3 separate regions of the Homo sapiens genome follow, and regions 1 and 2 are each linked to region 3. The links are chromatin loops, found by intact Hi-C in ENCODE. Cell type or tissue: GM12878. All regions are shown on one strand.

Region 1 (8,000 bases), 520 kb before region 3:
ATGCATTAGGTATTTATCCTAGTGCTATCCCTCCCCTTACCTTCCCACTCTGCAGCAGGCCCTGGCGTGTGATGTTCCCCTTCCTGTGTCTGTATGTTCTCATTTTTCAACTCCCACTTATGAGTGAGAACATGCGGTGTTTGGTTTTCTGTTCCTGTGTTAGTTTGCTGAGAATGATGGTTTCTAGCTTCATCCATGTCCTTGCAAAGGACATGAACTCATTTTTTATAGCTGCATAGTATTCCATGGTGTATATGTGCCACATTTTCTTTATCCAGTATATCATTGATAGGCATTTGGGTTGGTTCCAAGTCTTTGCTATTGTAAACAGTGCTGCAATAAACGTGTGTGCATGTGTCTTTGTAGTAGAGTGATATATAATCCTTGAAATTAAGGCAGAAATACATAAGTTCTTTGAAACCAATGAGAACAAAGACACAACGTGCCAGAATCTGTGGGACACAGCTAAAGCAGTGTTTAGAGGGAAATTTATAGCCTTAAATTTATAACCCACATCAGAAAGTGGGAAAGATCTAAAATCGGCACCCTAACATCACAATTAAAAGAACTTTTCCTTCTCAATCTTCATCATAGTTTGCTGTTTCCCCCAGTACACAGTAGTTTCAAAAGGACAGAGATCAGTGTCTGTCCTGTCACCTCTTATTGCCCTCTGAACACATAAGCAGATATTAAAAAATGTTTGTTGAATAAATGAATTGTTCCTAATAGTTGATACAGGAACTCAGAATAAAAGAGAAATTATAAGAGTTCATTTCTTACCTTTATTGCTGCTCTGACTGTTCCACCCTTTTCCTTTCCTCTTCTGCAGGCAAAAGATATGTTTTAAATTTAGTTGAAAAGTATTTTTTAAGAAACATTTAATAAGCACCTACTGTGTATTTCCTGGGCACTGAAATACAGACAGAGATCATTCAGAGGATTAAGATCTGGTGCAAAAATATGTTGTCTAGGGACATAAGTAATCTTCTGAGGTTGCTGAAGGCCCCAGAAGGATTTGGGTAGATGTATTTCTACATTTGTCTGCTTAAAAGGTCATGTTTTTGTTTGACTAATGATCAGTACATTTTCATTTTCATTTTTAAAGATAGTTCTGTCAAGTTTGCTCTCTCTTCAGTGGCTAAGTGTAAAAATAAAACTTCTCACTTGAGTAGCCTATGAATTAGGTTATGCGTAGAAGTGCAAACCCATTACTGAAAGGACTACAGGGTAAATAAATGTAAATAATTTTCTTAAGGTGGGTCTTGAGCTATGTGACGTCTAATTTGTACCTTCCAAATGAAAACCACGTAGCCAATGATTAAATTAATTTTTTTCGTTATGTCTTACAAAAAAGTGAAGAGAAAACAAAGCAGTTTGAACAATGGTGAGAAGCTCTTCACAATGAATTTAGATGAAGTAGGAAAAAAATTGATATGACATGATTTCTGTCACATGCTTTTCTTTTCTCTATTGCTGCTGGACTCCAGGAGCACTGCAGCATCTTTCTTTATGCCCTAAATCAGATCATTGCTTGTTTCTGTTGAATTCTCAATATGCAGTTGAATAAAACTATGTTTGTAAGTCTCATTTTCTTCGTTACTAAAATGATGGTGCATTTTCAATATATTTGTTGAAGATTTAAAATTGTGTACAACAATGTTCTTACACTGTGCCTGATGCACACAGAGTATAAGTAAGTAATTTATAGTCATTATATGGATTCTTTATCTGCTGTCTGTGCACAGACAATTATTGAGTATTGTGTTTTATGAATGAGGTGAGATATTAATTAATGATTAGATACAGTCTGTGTCCCATATTAGGGCATGGCAGAGGCAGAATAAGAAAGGACAAACCTAAAATTACTCTTAGCAGTGAGGTAGAGAGAAGGCCATCCACAGCTGTTGAGGAGACACCAGAACGTGGCACCACAGTTCTCCAAAGTCCTCTGGAGAATGCAATGTATAAGGGATTCGATGTGGGTAAAACTTGGGATACAAAAGAGAGGGCAGAGCCTACAAACTCTGGGAATGGATGCTATGTTTAGAGCCAAGCCTGTAATTCAAGCCAGTCAGATCTTTCCACAGACACAAAAGTCAACAGTCATTGTACTAGGCCTCAAGACAAGACTCAGGTCCCTGGTAGAGATGGGCATGAAAAATGCAGGCCTTAGTCCTACACAGTCTGAGATCCTCAACATGTTCATTAAGAGTTTCAGCCAACAGAGAACAGGAGAGCTAGTTAGCAGAACTGGAATATAGAGAAGGGACTAAATCCTGAGAATTAAGTAGAAGATTTTTCTTCAAGGAGGGACCAAGACTGCAGTTAAAAAAGTGATAAGTATGATTGGGTGGTGACATAATACAAAGAATTGGGTTATAAAGACCCACATGAATCTGAGATTTTGCCTAGGAACAAGCTTTATTCATGATTTCAGGGATACAAATTATCATGAGTCATAGTGAAGCAGGAGAAATCTGGAATAGTCAGTGAACCTTACAAGGTTCTTTTCTTGCTGCATCAGGATGGGCTCAGGGCCCAGATTAATATATAAGATCTCTAATGAGTTATGCAATTAAGAAATTTATGGAGGAACAGCTGTTTGGATCATGAAACATCTCTACTTTATACTCAGTTACATACTTTATATGACATTTTCCGGGATCCCATGTCTGTAAATCCATAGATTCCAGGTATGCTTACCGTAAATAGTCTTATAGCAGGTATATCCTGCTATAGATGAGGACTGCTGTTAGCAAATACTCATTATTTTGTCTGCTATGAGGTATTATCCTTAGCTTATTTACATGGCTATTTGACCAGGTCAGCTTTTGTCCTTTTCCCCCTGGAGGTGTCCTGTAGATGGGAGAGAATGACTTGAAAATCTTCTATTTTAACTATTTACTTCCCAGATAGCAAGCCCCAGAGGGTTGGCATTGAGTTAAATTCCCTCCTTCCTGAAATTTGGATTAATTTTGGAAATTAAGAATAGAACTAGCAAGTGGAAGGAATACAGAACTGGGGAGATCTCAAGGGACTTACATGCTTGTCCTATACTCAATTATAAGCATACTTCCTATCATTAAGGTTTAAAAGAGATAAATAGATATATGATAGATAATAGATAAAAAATGCCTTGAGTATATGGAAAAAGGGAGGTCAAGTGAGTTGGTGTAACCAGAGCAGATTTTGCAGCCTTCTTTATTTTCCTCCTCTTTTAATTTGACCCTTTCTCTCAGACTATGATGTAATGAGAGTGGTGTCCGCAGTCCACTAATGGGTGAAGTTTTGTCCATAAAGTCAAGGCTCACCACCAAAGTCCAAAATAGAAGCATGAAAGGTAAAAGAGGAATTAACCACAAAAGAGGATATTAACAGGTAGGTGGTTTCTGGGTCTTGAACAATCTTGACTTAATTTGTCATTGATATATAGCTCATTGTCAAGCCTGGAGACCTTTCCTAGTAACATCTCACACCAGCTGAAGATAATTTTTAGAATGGCTCCTCAGTCATGGTTTCTCATGAACTATAAGACACTCAAACTAATGTAATCAAATTAATTTCCTTCTATGTTTATAACTGAGGTTTCCTTCCTGTCCTTTCTTTGCCTGTAATTAACAACTAAATAAGAACTGGAGATCCTGCAGTTCACCTTAATGAAAAAGGTGCGGAAAGGGAGGAAAGCTGGGCAAGAAAAAATTGATTATGTCATTAACTAACAATTATGCTATAAGCCTTTGCATCTTCCAGCATGATGGGCTTTGGTATCCTGTGCCAAAATACTGAACAGAATTTTTAAAAATAGGCCATCAGATATTTAGAGCTGATGATATTAAGGCTGGGGAAGTGTTCATGGGAGGATTATACAGCTTCTCTGAGTCTTTTGGTAAATAATGTGAGCAATGAATCATCCATTACTTTGCAACACTTCGTCTACTGTTGCCTTAAAGTATTAGTTAAATCTATGTTATTGTTTCCTACATTTCTTTGATTGTATTTGTCTTGCCAACTGCATTTTAAGTTTCTAGAGTACACAGATAATATAGGTGCTCAATACATGTTTCTTGATTTAATTCGAAGATCTAAGGGACCTTGGGAAAATACTCGAAAAATTAGTCTCTATGATATCCCATCTCTACTAAAGGACCTTTAAGAATCTGTAAAGACAGGTCAAATACAATTGTAAAAGATAATTTAAATTTCCTGTTGGTGGGTATTCATTATTTCCAGTTTCATTTTATGAGATTTTATAATAGTACAAAAATAACACTAGGCTTAAAGAGAAAGAAAGATAAAGAATGTCATATATCATTGAAAGAGAATTAAATTGTAATAAAAGTTCTTGAGTACAATTTGAAATACATTTTAAGAGAACGATTAAAAAATTTGCTGATCTTTTAATAGGTTTTAATTTTTTTATTCCTAATCTACTGTTGTAAATAGTACTAGGAAAATCTTAGGTACTTCCCTATATTACTAATACCACCTATATTCGTCAAGTTTCAGTTTGAAAAATAGATATGAATAAGTATGTCCACTGGGGTCTCATAGTGAATGATTCTCAGAAGTTTGTCCAGAGGCCTCTGCTAGCTTCCTGCATCTGCTCATGCTGCCACTAGAGACTACTGGCTTCTTCCCTTTCACCTTCCAAATAAGCCGTAGTGCTTCTCTTCATCAGAATTTTACTCAGATGGTTCAGGATTCTGGGAAACACAGTTCTGACTTTTCTGACTTTTTACTGTGATGTAGAGGCAGTGTGGAGAGGGGCTGGCAACAATGCCCAGTAGACCACAGATCACCTTGCACACTGTCTATTCATCATTCAAATGTTTTTGAAAGTAGTTGTAATACACAATTTTTATGTAAATATTTATCTGTTTGCCTCAAAGATACAATAAGCATCCTCTTCAGATAGAAAACAGGCACTTTTAGATACAGATTCAAGGAAATTCAAAATGACTTTGTCTCACAGTTGGGAGTAGCACTCTGGGGAAATATAACACTTTTTTTTTTTCTTTCTTTCCTTATCATCAAAGTCAGTGCTGACACTATGGAACACCTTCGCAGAGCACTCTTTGCTTTTTGCTTCATGCTCTGAGAGTTTCATGAACTATGGTGAACTATGTTTTATTATGTTTTGTTGTCACAAACAAGACTGCAGGACCATAATGTAAGGGCCAACTTTTTTACCTTTTCTTTGTTAGGAAAAAGTTTAAGAATGAGAGATGTAAATAGGCACTTACTTCAATTAGCAATGCCATTGTTGAGTCAAGGATGTTTAGAAAACAAAATTTATGGTTCATCTGTGAACTTTTTTTAACAGCATACTTATTATCATGGATATAATTATTTTTCGCTTTTAGAACTCTTTTAATATGCCAGGAAAATGTAATTTGTGTGTAATTTTAAAAATGATGCTCTGTATCGGGTATTAATATCCTTACTTTATAGATAAGGAAAATTGAGGTTAACATCACAGACAATAAGCGACATATCCTGGAAAAAAACCTACAGGGCTCCTGCTTTTAACCAACTGCATGAGCGTTTATAGTTAAGAGGAAATGTACAGAGAACTAGCCTAAACTGCATTTTTAATTTCAGTAAACTAAAAGCTAAAGAGCCAAAGTATCGTGCCTTTGGTTATACCGCTAACAGGAGAGTTGGAGGTATGACCCAGGTACAACAGCCAGGCTAGGATAAGCCAGGCTGCAGTAACAAACAGCCTGACATCTCGGTGGCTTTAATACAACAAAGGTTTGTTTGTTTCTTTATGAAGTCTAGTAGGGGTCAGGCAGTCCTACCCTATGGAACATGGGTATTTATTCTCCACCTGCTTTAAACTGCCTCAGATGGAAGTGATGCATTAGCTTCTACTGGAAAGAATTAACCAAATGATCTTGGGTGGGCACAGTGGCTCACACCTGTAATCCCAGCACTTTGGGAGGCTGAGGTGGGTGGATCACCTGAGGTCAGGAGTTCAAGATCAGCCTGGCCAACATGGTGAAACCCTGTCTCTACAAAAATTAGTGGGCATGGTGGCACACACCTGTAATCCCAGCTACTTTGGGAGGCTGAGGCATGAGAATTGCTTGAACCTGGGAGATGGAGGTTGCTGTGAGCCGAGACTGCACCATTGCACTCCAGCCTGGACGACAGAGTGAGACTCCATCTCAAAAAAAAAAAAATTCTTAACTATCAGGACAGCAGGGAAAATGTGGTCTTCTTCCTACAGATGTGAACACACAACATCGTCCCTGCCATAGCAGGAGTCCTGACACTGAGTCCCATGCTTGTATCATGACACTAGTCTGCTCTTCACTCCAGACGCTCTTCAGCTTTGATACTGGTTTGATAGTCAAGGTGTATTGTATATTTATATCTACAAAACTGCTCATTCTGGGTTTCTTCTTACTTTAAAAATATTAATTGGCTGCTTAAAATGGGAGTGAGTTTTTTGTTTTACACATTTCCACTTGACACAAAACAGATGCAACATTCAACCTAATAAGTTAATTTATTCAAAATAGTTGGGGGACTCATCAGGCCTCAGAAACAGCTGAGGTTTCAAATTTATTTTTTCTAGTTTCACAGTGCAAATGGGCATTGTACATATTTCATATCCCCACTTTCTCTTCAAAAATGTCACTCTATAGCTCTAGCTGCACAATCTTAGATGAAATATCTATGAAAATATGTCACTGTAACACAGATGAGAATTTGGCCAAGAATTGATATTCTTTATGTTACTCTGCAGAGAAAAACTATAACAAAAGTTGAACAATGTATTTAGTATATGACGTATGATGAATAGAAGACACATAATAATGCAAATAACTCATATATTGCATAACTAAAAATAACTAAAAATAAAAATTAACTCAAATATATATTGCATAATAACTAAAAATAAAAATAAAAAATCAGTGTCAGCCATGCTCTACACTGATACCCAAGGATCATAAAATATGGTTGGACAGTTAAATATCATGACACAATGGAGGCATTAAAGGGGTTAAGTCAGCAGGCTTGTGGTACTCCAACCCTTCACATTTTAAAGAAAACACTGTCCCTCAACTGGTTCCTGGAAGATAAACTCTGAGGCTTTGGACTATCTTGTCTGATAAGAGTGTCTTTATATACAGGAGACCTTGAACCACGCCAGAGAGTTTATGCTAACAATGAGATTTGTGATGAATATCTGTTTTTTTTTTTCTTTTTCTTTTTCCCAAGTGGCTGTTGAATTTATTTGCTTGATCAATAATGGTCCTGCCAAAAATTAGTTAACCAATGCTGAGACATTTGTAATGAAATACTAATTTTAAAAATCCATGACACCTTGATAGAAATTAGAGTTTATACAAACAAAAAAGGAACCTTCAATATTGCCAGCAGCTATAAAGTGAATGTACTGAGACTGACAGGGCAGCAAGAAGGCATTTGCACATTTATATCTGACACCTGACCATACTTTCAGTCACCAGAATATCTTCTCTCCAGATTTAAAAAAAAATGGTATGCTGATTTCTATAACAAAGATTTTTTTCGTAAAAAAATCAAACAATGGCCAGTGAGTCACAACAGTACAATAGGTAGAGGTTTAAAAACTACATCAAACAGGTGCTGAAAATAAATACTACCTAAGAGGAGGAGGAGAGGGCCTTCCTATGGGGTTTGTTTTCGTCCTCTTAAGTGCGTGTGGGGTTTGTCTTCCAAGCCATGAGCCTGGCCTGTCTTGCAGTGCTCTTCACTCAACAGGGTGTGACTGCAGCATGTTGCCTCCAGGGTCTGGCTTCTCAGAAGCCTCAAAGCATCCATCTCATCAGATGGACCAGAAACAAGAAAGTGGGGTGGGGTGAGTCACAGCTATCACTCAAACGAAAGAAAATTTTTTTTATTGCTCAGTCTTGTCAATTGGGAGTCCACCAGCAGATTCACTGAGACAATATGGGTAATTTCATACTTTTGTTTAAAAGCATATATATGGCTTATTCAGGCAAGGA
Region 2 (8,000 bases), 70 kb before region 3:
TTAAACAAGTTCACATACTATCAGATGAGGTTCATTCCTCTGATCCGTGAAACAAGAGCTGGCCCCTTCAAAACTCGAGAACTACCCCAGGAAAATACAGATAACCTTGTATGTCCAATTGCAGGTGAATCAGTGAGAATTGTATGCACTGCAAACTTCCTCTTCATGCTCCAATTCTCACTGATGGGAAAACTAAGTCACTTAGAAAGGATCCACCCTGAGAGAGCAATATAAGATTTGATTCAAAAGCTTCTTTTCAGCTTGATTGTTCTAACATATGGAAGAGAGACCTGTGAAATACTGTAGGAAAAAAATCAAAAGAATGTGTAATTTCTTGCAATCCCAATATCTACAATGTTGCCCTCTGTATTAGTCCTAGGGCTGCTGTGACAAAGTACCACCCACTGAGTTGATTCAACAATGGAAACTTACCATCTCAGTTCTGAGGGCTAGAAGCCCAAAATCATGCTTTCAGGTGGGCCATGCACCCCATGAACGTGCTTAGTGAGGATCTATTCCAGGCCTCTCTTCTAATTTCTGGTACTGCCTTGGTTTATGGCAGCATAACTCCAATATTCATGTGGTGTTTTCTCTGCATGTGTGCTTCCCAGTGTGCATGTCTGTCTCTGTGTCCAAATTTCCACCCCCCGCTTTTTTTTTTTTTTCTGAGACGGAGTCTCGCTCTGTCACCCAGGCTGGAGTGCAGTGGCACGATCTCGGCTCACTGCAACCTCCGCCTCCTGGGTTCAAGCGATTTTCTTGCATCAGCCTCCCAAGTAGCTGGGACTATAGGCACCTGCCACCACGACTGGCTGATTTTTTGTATCTTTAGTAGAGACAGGGTTTCACTGTGTTAGCCAGGATGGTCTCAATCTCCTGACCTTGTGATCTGCCCACTTTGGCCTCCCAAGGTGCTGGAATTACAGGCGTGAACCACCGCGCCTGGCCCAAATTTCCCCTTTTTATAAGGACACCAGTCCTATTAAAGTAGGGGCCCACCCTATTCTAATATGACCTCATGTTTAATTATATCTCGAATGAAACTGTTTCCAAATAAGGTAATATTCTGAGTACTCAGTGTTAGGACTTCTACATAGACCACTCAATCCATAATACTCTCCAACGTAGGGGGTCTGGAAAAATAGTGTTCTGAGACTGGGGATTTATTTTTTCCCACCTCCATTATTCAGTGCACCTGGTTCACACAGATTTTTATCCTGAAGAAAGACTCTTATTTGATAAGTGTTTTTAATATTAAGCGTATATCTCAAGGCAAAAATATTATATATTTTTAATTCGTAAGAAATCTAGTTTTTATATAAATCAATACAAAATAAAAAAAATTTAGGAAATATTTACCTCTTCTGGAGGTCGGTCAGTGATTTTTTTTCTCTATGAACCCTAAAAGAACGTATCTTTTGCCTCATAGAAGTTCTAAATTATAATTTTTTTCCACCCAGTTCTATTAGATTATCTGAAGAACAAAAGTTTTTGAGACTGCCAACTATTTAAATCATTCCTTGGACTATCCAAACTGCCAAATAATTAGAAGCTAAACAAACAAATGAATCAAAGCCTTATCAATAAAGTCAGCACCCTGCCTTAAGGTTTAGATAAAGTCTAGAGAGGACTGTGCAAGAACACAGGCTATGGAGAGATGAGACCTGTATCCTGTATTTGAATCCTGGTGTAAACACTGACATACCAGTTATATTAGTTTTCTATTGTCACCGTAACAATTACCACAAATCTAATGGCTTAAAACAACACAAATTTATTATCCTAAAATCAAGATGTCAATAGAACTACATTACTTCTGGAGGCTCCAGGACAGAATTCACTTCCTTGCTTTTTCCAGCTTCTAGAGGGCACCTACAATTTGGTGGCTTATGACTCCTTGCTCCATCTTCAAAAGCAGCAGCTCTCTCTCTCACATTGGTCTCCATGTCCTTCTCTGGCTCTGACCCCCCTAACTGCACTTTATAAGAGCTCTTGTGATTACATTGGGCCCACAGGGATCATCCAGATTAATCTTTCAGTCTCCAAATCCTTAATTACATCTGCAAAGTCCCTTTTGCCATGTGACATGTCAAGGTAACATATTTACAGGTTCTGGGGATTAGAATGTGGCCATATTAGAGGGGGGCGTTTTTCTACCACACCAGCTGTGTGATTTTGGACAAGTTACTTAATATTGCCAAGCCTCAAGTTTCTCATATGTAAAATTAGAATACCTTTTTCACAGAAATGTTATGTAGACTAAGTAAGGAAACACTCATAAGCACTTACCATATTGTATATTTTCAATAAATAGTTTTTGTAATCATTTCCAACCTCATATATCTACAGTTTGTGTCAAGCATGAATGCTTTCAGTAGAATCTTCTAGTAGCGATAAATATTTATTTGCATCATGACTATGCTTATAGTGCTGTTCCAAGAGCTGTAGATAAGCACTTCATCCAATACTTTATAGTTTTATCCTTATTTTAGTGGGCAGAGTTAAGGTTCAGAGAGACATTTTTTTTTGAGACGGAGTTTTGCTCTTGTTGCCCAAGCTGGAGTGCAATGGCATGATCTTGGCTCACCGCAACCTCCGCCTCCCAGGGTCAAGCAATTTCTCCTGCCTCAGCCTCCAGAGTAGCTGAGATTACAGGCATGTGCCACCACGCCCGGCTAATTTTGTATTTTTAGTAGAGACGGGGTTTCTCCATTTTGGTCAGGCTGGCCTTGAACTCCCGACCTCAGGTGATCCGCCTGCCTCAGCCTCCCAAAGTGCTGGGATTACAGGCATGAGCCACTGCACTCAGTCAAACTCAGACAGTCTTAACCACTGTCCTGTGCTGCCTTATTTTATGCACAATATTCACGGAACATCAGGACACCAAAATAGATTAGCTGAACTAAAGTGAAGAAGACAGGACAAAGTGCTACAAGGGTGACTGGCAAAACATAGCCTGCTCAGAAGCAACTGAGCTGGAAATCCCCCTGCTACAGCAAATAGAAGTGAAGTCAGCGACATCCTCTGGGCAGTGGGATCCCACAGCCTATGAAGCTGTGAGTGGTGACTGACATGTGGTCCATGAGAAAAGTCTGCATATGTGACAATAAGATTACACCCTGAAGGTATTTTATTAGATCTACACTATCACACGCATACACACACATGTGCATACACACACGCACACACTTTTCACGTTCATTGTAAGAGGAGATTATCCTTTGTTCCTTTGTGCTCCTTTTTTTTAGAGACAGGGTCTTACTCTGTCACCCAGGCTGGCTCAAACTTCTGGGCTAAAGCAGTCCTCCCACCTAGTCTCCCGAGTAGCTGAGACTACAGGTGATAGCCATCACTCCTGGCTAATTTTTTTTAATTTTTTTAATTGTTTTGTAGTGACTGAATCTTGTTATATTGCCTAGGCTGGTCTCAAACTCCTGGCTTCGAGCGATCCTCCTGCCTTGGCCTCCCAAAGCACTGGGATTACAAACATGAGCCAACACACCTCACCGGTTGGTGCTCTTAATTTAAGCACACAGATACTGAAACCCAAAACTTCATGTGCCTGAAGGATCTTTAAAATAGGATTTAAGAAATCAGCAGAGCAGACACCACCTACCATACCAGGGCTGTCTTTGTGTGGAGCAATAAGATTCTTACTTTTAAATCTTAGCTAAAGGACACACACATGCTAAAATGTGATTTGTCTTTCTCCAGAGAGTGAAAGGCTACACCCACCCTTCTCTCCTTTTGAAAACGTACTCTGCAGGGACTTTCCCAGCTTCAAAGCTGGCCATTCGACCTCCAAGCCACCTCCTTCATCAGCTGGGTAACCAATTAGGCTTTCTGTGTGTGCCAAGCATTTGTTTCACATTTGCAAGAAAAAGAACAAAGGGACAAAGAGCTCAGAACAAATACAGGAATTGCCCAGGACACTTTGGAGGGGGAAAGAACCTTACTGAGCCAAGTTTGAATTCACAGTTCACCCTTTTAGTAATTCATTTATTCTGAATGTGAGAAGAAGATATAGAATTAAATTAGTACTTGCCAGCTGTTATTCCATAACAAATGTACTTCCTATGTTCAAGTAGACAATTTTATAATTTGCTTCTAAAAGTCTAGGAGCAAGTGACTAACTCTTAATTGTTTGTACAATTAGTAAAAAGATGTATATGGCATTCTATATTATGCCATCAATTTCCTTTCCTCCATTATAAGGACATCACATTGGGCCTAGACTCCTTGCCAACATAATAGTGGTCTGGAAATTTCTATTTGACCATTCAGTGGATATAAAATGTGAGGCATTCTAGCCTATTTTGGCTGTCTGCCATGCTTACATTTTAGACATAAAGCCAGGCAGCTTAGTTCTGAATGTCACTTCTTTCCCTCCACGTTCAAGTACTTCCTAGCCCCAAAACATCCCTCGTATCTCAGGGCATCTTAGCATTGGGAAGTGGTTCCTATTGCCTCAGGAAGATTCTGTTGAGATAAGCTGACACTTTCAGGCCACTTTATGATAAATTTACTTCATAGGATCCTCTGTAGAACCAATATCTTTGTCTCATCTTCAGTTTTATTCCCAGTAGCATTTTCTCTTTCTGTCAGTGTATGGATCTGATTCTTGTCTCAAATAAAAAGGAGCAGTGAAAATAGGAGAACATCAACAACAACAACAAAAAGGATAGAAAAAATCACAAATTGGCTGTAAAAGAATGGAAATCACATTTATTGAGTACCTATTGTATGCCTGGCACTTTACATACATTAGATCATTTAATCCTCATCTTATCCCTAAAAGACAATTAATTCCCCATTTTCAAATGAGGAAACTGAAACTCAGAGAGATCAAGAAACTTACTTCAAGTCACACACTAAGCCGTGACAGAGCCAGATGTTTCCACTTCACCAACAACATCCAACCACTGTGACTTGGAATTGGAATCAGAAAGCAAGATTATTAAGAGTAAAGTTTGACACACCATCCTAAAGATCCCATAGGAATGGTTAACTCATGAAGCCCATGCACTACTAAAGAAATCCAGGTTGTGAGTTCAATGGAGCCCGGCCCCTGCCTTGAGTACAAGGGAGAAGCAGACAGAAGAGTATTGAGACATCAGCAAAAATCCATCCCCCACCTAGAGGAAAAGCTTGGAGATTAAAGAGGAGTGCTGCAGTCATTGTTGTAGACTGCCACAAAGGGTTAATGCAAGTGGTTTCTTTGTCTTTCTGTGGCTTTCCTACGTGAGCTGGGTGAAGAGATTCCAGGCCAGGGAGCCACCGATCTTGCTCAGAAGCTAGTCTCTCCAGTGCAGTGCCAGGGCCAGTGAAACAGCAGGGACTGGTGGAAAGGTAGAGCTGTAGGGACCTTCTCCAATTTGAATTTTCTATCTCTCACAATGAGCTAGTCAAACACTGGTTACGTGCACTGTAAAAGAAGGAAGAAGCTAAGGTTATAAAACTTGCTTTTTTAATTCTCATTTGCCTTATTTGCATTTGAACAAGTTATTATTTCTGCTTTCATTAGAGTATTTAATGCAATGTAATCAACCTGCTAGGAAGTAAAAGTGTAACAGTTTTATAGTTAGTTACATTGAAATTCAAATTTGCATACTAAACAGCAAAGGCATTAACATGTGTACCTATTCATCAACTATGGATTATAAAATACCTCTCTTGGGTGAACCCAAACAGGATGCCATTTTCTGATTGAACTGCTTAATTAAATAAAAGATGATTAACAGCATTGCTTTATACCCCATATACTTTATTGTTTAAAATTAAAACACAAAGACATTCAAAACCTTCACTAAATCTCTGAATATGGTAGATTGACTCCTCTCTGGGAAATTGCAATCTAAAATAACCTTCAGTATAAATAAAGCAAAGCAATAAAGTAAATAGCACCTGAACTCAGATTCAGTTTGATCATTTTAATTTCATTCAAAGCTTCATCATTGCTGAGGCTGGTCTAAGTCCTTTCTTACCAATTTGTGCCATACCAACTATAAGAATAACATGCAGCAAACATCCCAGTCTAACAAGCTGTCTCTATAAATCAATGATGAGCTAACGTAATTTTATTCTAACCTATCCTACAAACATAAAATCTTTCTGTACCCAACTGAAACCTATTTTAAATAATTTCAGAGTAGTAAATGGGCTTATCTTAACCTCTTCCATTTCTGGTAGTATTGACCACTGGCTTAGATCTCCTCGACCTGAGTGAACCAGTCTCTCAAACCCAAACCAAAGCCAAGAAGTCAGAGCCCTCATCAAAAACCTCATCCCTCAAGAAAAAGGCCGATGGATCTGACCTCATCAGCACGGATGCTGAGCAGAGAGGCCAGCCTCTCAGAGTCCCGGAGACTTCATCCTTAGATCTAGGTAAGGCAATCGCTTGCGGCTATGGATGCTCAACCTTGCTCTGCTGATGTGGATACAAGAGGAAATTTCCACCAATGGCATTAAACAGAGAACAAAGGAGTAGAAAAGGCATTCCATGGTGGAAACTGGACAGGACATAGCTTCTTTTGAGCTTGAACTGTACAGCAATTGGGGAGCTCAACTTTGCATAACTGATTGATTCATTTATTTATTCGACCCACAAATATTGAGTTATAGATAGGTGCTGGGTGCCAGGTTAGGCACTAAAGTTACAAATAAAGATAAAATGTGCATCTTGCTCTGTAGGAGCACTCAGTCCAGGATGAGAAAGAGGGACTTGTGAGTAACGAACTCTAATGCAAGGCCCAGGGGCAGCCAGATGAAACAGTATGTCACAAACGTGTTTGGGAATACATGCCATACAATAATAACAGCTACCATTTGATGGTGGGTTACAATGCCTAGGAACCACAGTACATTACTTACATATATTATCTCATTAAATTATCACAACTCTTTGAAACATCTGAGGAACCAAGTTTCAAAATTTAAGCAATTTGCCCAAGATCTCACAGTTTATAAGAAGAACAGTTGAAATTTGAGCCTAGTTCTAGTCAACCTCAAAGCCCATATGTTTTCCACTGTATTCTACCTCCTCTGAGAAAGGACAGCTTAATTCTCAGCTCCTGGAATCAGACACATTAAGCTCTCCTTTCTCAAGAGAAAGAACAGTGACAGGTATCTTAGAAAGCCAAGAGGAACATGAATCTTCCCTGGCTGTGACTGACTGCTGTGTGTGTATGTATATGTGTGGGGAGGTGAATATTGTATATACATTCATAAGGAGATCATATTCATAGCTTATCCATAAGGCTGTGAGGAATAAATGGGAATATATGAAATCACTTATTATTATGATATGTACATGTTAAATGGTCATGAATTAATTTATTCATTTGTTCAGCAAACATTTCTCTGAGTATCTACCATATTCCCAGCACAAACTATGTGCTAGGAATACAAAGATAAATAATATAAGCTCTCTGTGCCTTAGCAAATTTACAGTCTAGTAGGGAGATAGAAAAATGATTAAATGATTATAATAAAATATTAACTATATGTAGCAATGAAAGAAAACCCACATCAGTTACTACATGAGCCTCCACATCATGCCATTGCTCCAGCCAGTGGGAGAAGGTGTCTTACAAGAGGTACTATGTGAGCTGAGGTTTGAGGAATGCATAGGAATTTGCCAGATTCAAGATAGATCAGGAGAAAGGTGGGGAGAACAGAGCAGGGTATCCCTGGTGCAGAAAGGAAAGGTATTCACACACAAATAGATAAACATGGAAAGATGTCTTTTTAAGTAAATATACGTATTTCAGTAGTACTCAAGGATGGTAGAATAGTGAGAGAAAAAGACTGAAAATCACTAGTGGTGAGATCATAGGAATCCTTGGATGTCATGCACTGAAGACTGGGGGAGGAGAGATGATGTTTGAAGGGTTCTGCTAAGAGGAATGACAGCAACAGTTCCTATTTTAGAAAAATCCTTCTCTGGTGGATTTATTGAGAAAGGAATAGAGGCAAGGAGACCAGTACAGAGATCCAATAGT
Region 3 (8,000 bases):
CCTGTTGCTATCCCTCCCCTAGCCCCCGACCCCTCAACAGGCCCCAGTGTGTGATGTTCCCCTCCCTGTGTCCACGTGTTCTCATTGTTCAACTCCCACTTATGAGTGAGAACATGCGGTGTTTGGTTTTCTGTTCCTATGTTAGTTTGCTGAGAATGATGGTTTCCAGCTTCATCCATGTCCCTGAAAAGGACATGAACTCATCCTTTTTATGGCTGTATAGTATTCCATGGTGTATATGTGCCACATTTTCTTTATCCAGTCTATCATTGATGGGCATTTGGTTTGGTTCCAAGTCTTTGCTATTGTGAATAGTGCTGCAGTAAACATATGTGTGCATTTGTCTTTATAGTAGAATGATCCTTTGGGTATATACTCAGTAATGGGATTGCTGGGCCAAATGATATTTCTGGTTCTAGATCCTTGAGGAATCACCACACTGTCTTCCACAATGGCTGAACTAATTTACACTCCCACCAACAGTGTAAAAGTGTTCCTGTTTCTCCACATTCTCTCCAGCATCTGTTGTTTCCTGACTTTTTAATGAGAACTTATTGAATGTGAGAATGAGAAGAGAAATCAATGGCTCATGCACTGGCCTTTTTCTGTGTTGCAGGGATATTACTTTCACACTGAAAACCCCTTCAAGGACTGGCCTGGAGCATTTGAAGAAGGCTTAAAAAGGCTGAAGGAAGGGGATCTGCCAGTCACCATCCTGTTCATGGAAGCAGCAATTCTTCAGGACCCTGGAGATGCAGAGGTGTCATTCTCCCTTCATTCTGCCAGACTCAGAAAGGGCATGTGCTAACAAGGGACAGATAACACAGAACTCTGCTGGGTCAGCTTTTCATCAAGTAAAGGTTCCCAGAGGAGTTAACCTAGCTTAGTCTACTTGTTTAAAAGTTACAAATAAGTACCCGTTTTCTAACCAAATTTCTAATTGGCAGTGTTTACAGTGCCTATAAATAAAGATTGGGGGCAGGAAAAGAAAAATCAAAATTACCAACCTGAAGGCTTATCAGTAGTTTTCTTTTTTTGAGACAAGTCTTGCTCTGTCAACCAGGCTGGTGTGAAATGGCGCAATCTCTGCTCACTGCAACCTCCGCCTCCCAGGTTCAAGCGATTCCCCTGCCTCACCATCCCTAGTAGCTGAGATTACAGGTGCCTGTCACCACGCCCAGCTAATTTTTGTATTTCTAGTAGAGACAGAGTTTCACCATGTTGGTCAGGCTGGTCTCGAACTCCTGACCTCAAGTGATCCACCGGCCTTGGCCTCCCAAAGTGCTGGGATTACAGGCATGAGCCACCGCGCCCAGCGGTAGATTTCAAGGGACAGTATATAGCGGTAGTTTTCAAGGGACAGTATATAGTGATGTCTGGCTCTTGTGTCACACTGTACATCACCCTTGGTTTACTCACGCCACATTTATTGAACACATACTATGTTCCAAAAATTAGACCAGGTCCTGGCTTAAACTATTAAAAGCTGAGAAAACATATCAGGTGGAAAACATCTTTATGGTCTATCTGGGAAAACAAGTAAAAACATCAATGTAGTGTAATAAATGCAATGTCAGAGTGTGCACAGGATGCTGAGAGACTAGAAAGCATCCAGCCTTTCTGCACAAGTGAAGCCAGGGTGGGGGCAGGAATTAAAGGCAATAGGGGAGTCAAGTTTTTGTTACAAGAGAGCGCTATGTGGGTAGGCAGAGGGGCATGAAGCATCCTGTTAAGAGGAAGAGGGGAGGAGAGAATGGTAGAGGGAAGGCAAGAAGAGATAGGCAAGAATTTGAAATTCATCTGAAAGCCATGGGAAACCACTAGGGGCCTGTACTCAGGAGAGACATACCAACAGATTGCATGTTAGAAAAACCCCTTTCTCCGAGATGAGAAGAGTGATTAGAGACAGAGGCTGGGAGACCACCAAAAAGCTTCTGCAGTCCTAATCCCCTAGATTCCTAAACCTGTGAAGGCCTATCATAAGATAGTGTCAATATAATGGTTTCTTCTTTCATTTGTAATTTTCAGGAATCATCATATAAAGAATATTCCCAAGGGAATCTGCAGAAATTGTAGCGACCGGTATATATACTGGTGCTGAGAATGCAATGTAGAATAGTGGTTAAGCATCTAGGCTGTGCTATCCCAACTGCATAGGTTCAGATCCCTGTTCTACCTGTTAGCCATGGGACCTGGGGCAAATCAGTTAAACCCTCTAAGTTTCAGTTTCCTCATCTGTAACATGGAAATCCTAATAGTAACTATCTCATTGGGTGTTGCAAGGATTAAATTAGTGCACACAAATAAAGTGCTCAGCTCAGTGCCTGGCACATCAATATTTAGCCTTCATTTTTATTATTGGTTGTACTTTATGTAGGAAGAATGAGTAAACTGATCACTACTTAAATCTTGTAATATCTTGTTCAAAAGGCTTACAGTGAAATGGGGTTGAACTGAAAGCTGAAATTCTGAACCAAAATATTAGAATTTTTAAAAGATAGGCCAAGCGTGGTGCCTCATGCCTGTAATCTCAGCACTTTGGGAGGCTAAGGCGGGAGGATCAGTTCAAGCCAGGAGTTCGAGACCAGCTTGGCCAACGTGGGGAAACCCCGTCTCTAGTAAAAATACAAAAAAAAAAAAAAAATGGCCGGGCGCGGTGGCTCACGCCTGTAATCCCAGCACTTTGGGAGGCCGAGGCGGGTGGATCATGAGGTCAGGAGATCGAGACCATCCTGGCTAACAAGGTGAAACCCCGCCTCTACTAAAAATACAAAAAATTAGCCGGGCGCGGTGGCGGGCGCCTGTAGTCCCAGCTACTCGGGAGGCTGAGGCAGGAGAATGGCGTGAACCCGGGAGGCGGAGCTTGCAGTGAGCCGAGATTGCGCCACTGCAATCCGCAGTCCGGCCTGGGCTAAACAGCGGGACTCCGTCTCAAAAAAAAAAAAAAAAAAAAAAATTAGTTGAGTGGGATGGCTCATGCCTGTAATCCCAGCTACTCGGGAGGCTGAGGTGGGAGAATCACTTGAACCAGGAGGCGGAGGTTGCAGTGAGCCGAGATCGTGCCACTGCACTCCAGCCTCAGTGACAGAGCAAGACCCTGTCTCAAAAATAAATAAAATGAAAGATATATTCTCGTTGTAGAAGAGGAAATTATTACACTAATATGAAACTATAGGCCACCCCCTAAAAATAATAATGTCATCTTACATAAATGCTATGTATTTTACAAGGCGTTTTCAAATATATTACATTATTTGACACAACAGCCCTGGAAGATTTTTTTAAGGACATATTACGATCTCAGATTCATAAATAAGAAAATGAGGGCCTGTGGTAACTAACAAATTCCAGACAAGGACCCAGGGCTTCTGAACCTATGGAGACCTCAAAGTTAAAGTAATAACACTGCAGACAGTGAAAATGACACCATGGCCAAAGGCTAGAAAAACGTCCCCAGAGAAAGACTATTTCATCAATCTTTTCTTAAGAAGCATTCTAAGATATATGAAAGGTGAAATCAAAATAGAGGTTGCTGTCTGTATGTTTAAGAGATTTAAAAGAATCAAGGATATTTGGAGGGAGGAATAATCAGTATTTTTATGAGTTTATAAGGTATATGTAATTATAACCCATGAGAGGAAAAGCCAAAACCATTCAAATGGCACTTTAAGATAACTGTGCTTTCATAGAGTTTTGTTTTAAAACGGTATAATCTAAAATGATGTTTGGGGAGTGTGTAAGAGTCTTTGGGGAGTGTGTAACTCTCCCAGCCTTGGGAAGGAGAGTTACACACTCCCCAAACATTTTTAAACCTTAAGACCCTAATATACCTCCACCCCCAGCAAATTTGAAGACAATGTGTGTAATGAGAGGTTTCTGCTTGTGTGTATTACTCTTATAACAGTGTGAGAGTTATTGTTCTTATGAGTATACAGAGAAAAATTTGCTGTGTTAAAAACTTTAATTCTAGATATAAAAACATAAGCTATCTGCTTGAAGATGTTCTTCATATTATTTACAATAGCAAACAATTGCAACCAACTTAAAGCAATAAGGGAATTGTTGAGTAAATAATGGAATAGCCATTCAACAAAATCCAAATTAAAAATTACAAGGATTTTGTAAAAACATGAAAAAGGGCTTAAGGTACGATGAAATGTATAAATGTAGACTATAAAATTATGTCTACATTATGATTGTGTTATATGTTTTGTGCATTTTAACAGTGATTACCTTAGAGGAATGAACACATCATGGGAGATTTTGTTTGTTTTGCTTTTCCTAGTTCCTAAATCTCCTGTGAATTCTTCTAGTAAGTGACTTTCATTCATACAAGCTAAGTTAATATTGTACATCTTGAGATTCCTTATTGTAAATTTCATTTAGCTACATTTCTGGGTTATATTTCCACCCCTTTTCCTCACAATCGTATAATTTTATATATTTATCCTTTGGTTTTAAGATACCTAATATAACGAAATCTCAGAAATTCAGAGGTTTCCATCGCACTGGGTTATAGGAAAGGATAAATACTGAACGAATTTGGAAATAATGACAGAGGATCTTGAGCCAGGTGTCACAAGAGAGTTTGAATGAAGAAATGCATACAATATTTTTCCCTTTTATATAGCGCTCACATATGAGACAGCTTGCTCTGCATAGGGGATCCATCACAGGTCAACAAACCAACTGAAGCACATGAGTAATTCTGCTTCATCTTGCAATGTTAACATCAGTTGTCTTTCGTAGGCATGGCAGTTCCTCGGGATAACCCAGGCGGAGAATGAAAATGAACAAGCAGCTATTGTCGCCCTCCAGAGGTAAAGGAAGCTAAGTGCAAAATCATGGGCCTGGTGGATACTTGTTAATGAACTTCCTGTTTCAGATTTGTCTTTTGATCTTTACTGAAGTACAGTGTAAAGAATTTGTAAAGGATAAGTGCTGAGATACCGCATATCACTCACACTTAGCTCTGAAAAACAACTTAGAATGAAGTCATGTTCCTAACAATGTCTTACTATCTACAAATCAATGGACATTCACTGGCACCAGAGAAAGCCTGTGTTAAACCCAGTCATAAAGTAGACTCATTGAATAAATAGTTCCTTTTAACGTTTTAGCCTTCTGAAACATCTGAAAATATTCTTCAAAAAAAATAAGTGGAGTACTGACTAATGGTCTGGATGACGTTGGAGCAGGAGGGATGGGAACAGTGGGTGTGTGTAATATTACACCCTACTTGACTAGAGCTCCTATTTAAACCCTGGAAAAGTAGCCTCTGCCAAATAGACTTCCACTTTCCCTACCTTTTATTTTGAGTGCCTTTAATATAGTGCTATAGGAAGAGAATATATATGTGTGCGTATACATATGCACACACACACACACACACACACACACACATACATTCCATATGTTATATGTATGGTGTTTATATGAATGTACATACATAATGTATGTGTATAAATCCTATAGCTTTGGAATATCAGATTGTAAGAATTCTAGACTCTTGCAATTCTAGGGCTTTACAATCTTGGAATCCTAGATTTCAAGATTCTGTTGGTATTTGATGAAGTAACGGTGCCTGGGGTGTGGCCCTGCGTTCAGAGCCTTTTCCTACAGATGAGAGAATTGGGGATCAGGAAAGGTCAAGGTCACACAGAGAGTATGTAACAGAGACAGAACTTGAACCCTCATCTCCCAACTCCACATCTGGAGCTCTGAGTCAGTGGTTCTTAACCCTGTATACACATGCACATTAGAATCGTTTGGAGGGGAAAAATAATGCCCAAGCACAGCCCAGAGATGATCATTTAATTGATCAGGGCTGGGAACCAAGCAGCAATAGTTTTAAAACTCCCAGGTGTTTGTAATGTGCATCCAGAATTAAGAACCTCTCTACCCAGTGCTGATAATCTGGGAGATTAGGCCCACCACAGAGTGGTATTATGTCCTGCCTAGGGCTTGCTCCTCAGAGTCTTATCCAGAGACCTCATCATCACCTGAGAACTTGTCAAACCTGCACAATCCCAGGCCCACCCCAGTAGACCTACTGGATGAGAATGAAGATTTTATAAGACACCCCAGATGATTCACATGCACTTCAGTTTGAAAATCCCTTGCTAGAGGCCAGTGGAATAGAATGAGGGGGAGTAGCTTTAGCCTGTGTCTCCTGTAAACCCACATCAGTAGTTCTGAAAACACAGGAATTTCCCTCTCCTTTGCAAAAGACTGTAAAATCTTTCATATCTAGATGTCTACATTCAAGTCAGTTCTCTTTGGGGATAATAGATATTTAATATATTGGTAGTAGAGGCCAGGTGTGGTGGCTTACACCTGTAATCCCAGCATTTTGGGAGGCTGAGACAGGCGGGTCACTTGAGGTCAGGAGTTTGAGACCAGCCTGGCCAACATGGAAACCCTGTCTCTACTAAAAATACAAAATTAGCTGGGTGTGGTGGGCATCTGTAATCCCAGCTATTCGGACGCTGAGGCAGGAAAATCGCTTGAGTCCAGGTGGCAGAGGTTGCAGTGAGCCAAGATCACACCACTGCACTCCAGCTTCAGTGACAGAGTGAGACTCTGTCTAAAAAAAAAAAAAAAAAAAAAAAAAAAAAAGCAGCATTAAAATAATGATATCCCCTATTTCTCATGAGATCTCATTAGATTAAGCACTAATAAATCATGTGCAGGGATAAGCCACATAGTTTTAAAGCTACTTATTAAAATTACCAAACCTAGCAATCATTAGGGTAAGTTTTAACTTTCTTAAAAATATGCTGAGGTCTCCATTTTTATGTGGATAAATATGGTGCTTTCCAGGAACTTGACATAAGCAAGCTTACCAATGCTTTTGCAGTATTTAGTTAATAAAGACCCCCCACATTTTCTGAAGAACTGTTAGATTGTGGCTCAAAAAAAAATCTGAAATTGGCTTCTTTTTTTTTTTCAGGTGCTTAGAATTACAGCCCAACAACTTAAAAGCTTTGATGGCCTTGGCTGTGAGTTATACTAACACTGGCCATCAGCAGGATGCCTGTGACGCTCTGAAGAATTGGATTAAGCAAAATCCAAAGTACAAATACCTTGTGAAAAGCAAGAAGGGATCTCCAGGCCTCACCCGGCGGATGTCTAAGTCCCCAGTTGATAGGTATCCTTCTCGTTATATTACAGCTGGCAGTAAACACCCATATATACAATGAATCACCTAAAGGGCAACTAATGAGCCTCACACCCTAGACACCACCCACTCCAGAATGGTTTGCAGGACAGTATTCTGCTGGAGGAGCATCACTCGTTAGAAAGATTAATGCTTAGACCAGGGCCAACCTTCGGGCACATGATCTACATTGTGGGCACTCACAGACATTTATCTGAGTGCCACATTTTAAAGTCAAATGCTTTGGACACAGAATTCACCCAAGGTGAAGTATAATAAATACCAATGCTCCAAGTTTTATCCAGCCTGAGAATTAGGAATGGGGAAAATGAAAGTCTCGTCTTCTAGAAATTTTGTTTTCTTTTTTTTTTTTTTTTTTTTTTTTTTTGAGGCGGAATCTCACTCTGTCGCCCAGGCTGGAGTGCAGTGGCACAATCTCGGCTCACTGCAAGCTCCGCCTCCCGGGTTCACGCCATTCTCCTGCCTCAGCCTCCCGAGCAGCTGGGACTACAAGGGCCCGCCAACACGCCCGGCTAATTTTTTGTATTTTTAGTAGAGACGGGGTTTCACCTTAGCCAGGATGGTCTTGATTCCCTGACCTCGTGATCCGCCCGCCTCGGCCTCCCAAAGTGCTGGGATTACAGGCGTGAGCCACCACGCCCGGCCTAGAAATTTTGTTTTCTATCAGCAATAAATCCTTATGTTAAATCCTTATTCACTGAGGCCTTGGGAAACTTAGCTGTGGGGTTTTCCACATTGGCACTCATAGAGTCAACAGAACTCGCCTCGTGAAGACCTTACTTAGCACAGTCTGTATCCGTGTACAACAAAATAGTTCATG

What was found. Hi-C counts contacts between places; a loop is a spot of excess contacts. Peaks named below come from ENCODE experiments on the same cell type or tissue, not always from the same donor. Only the 100,000 strongest peaks of a DNase experiment are listed, where the experiment ranks them.
Region 1: it touches region 3 in a loop (6-fold over the local background); 2 of 110 quality-filtered maps call a loop at or near these places.
Region 2: it touches region 3 in a loop (4-fold over the local background); 2 of 110 quality-filtered maps call a loop at or near these places.

The regions. Positions count from the first base shown.
Region 1 is chr3:180,325,944-180,333,943 of GRCh38, reverse strand. No RefSeq gene overlaps it. Among named protein-coding and RNA genes, the nearest start is that of LINC02053, 84 kb to the left of the region's middle. RefSeq lists an enhancer at 4,619-4,678. In GM12878, a CTCF peak has its summit at 4,603; DNase peaks (open chromatin) are centred at 1,093, 3,320 and 4,593; H3K27ac peaks cover 3,127 bases.
Region 2 is chr3:179,878,313-179,886,312 of GRCh38, reverse strand. It overlaps PEX5L (peroxisomal biogenesis factor 5 like), which reads left to right. Exons shown (of 15, transcript NM_016559.3): 5 at 6,190-6,384. Among named protein-coding and RNA genes, the nearest start is that of PEX5L-AS2, 16 kb to the left of the region's middle. RefSeq lists an enhancer at 3,045-3,104. In GM12878, a CTCF peak has its summit at 3,028; DNase peaks (open chromatin) are centred at 102, 2,952 and 3,812; H3K27ac peaks cover 1,588 bases.
Region 3 is chr3:179,808,621-179,816,620 of GRCh38, reverse strand. It overlaps PEX5L (peroxisomal biogenesis factor 5 like), which reads left to right. Exons shown (of 15, transcript NM_016559.3): 10 at 617-760; 11 at 4,750-4,820; 12 at 6,953-7,150. Among named protein-coding and RNA genes, the nearest start is that of PEX5L-AS2, 86 kb to the left of the region's middle. RefSeq lists an enhancer at 4,960-5,009. In GM12878, a CTCF peak has its summit at 4,819 (motif pointing left); a DNase peak (open chromatin) is centred at 4,790.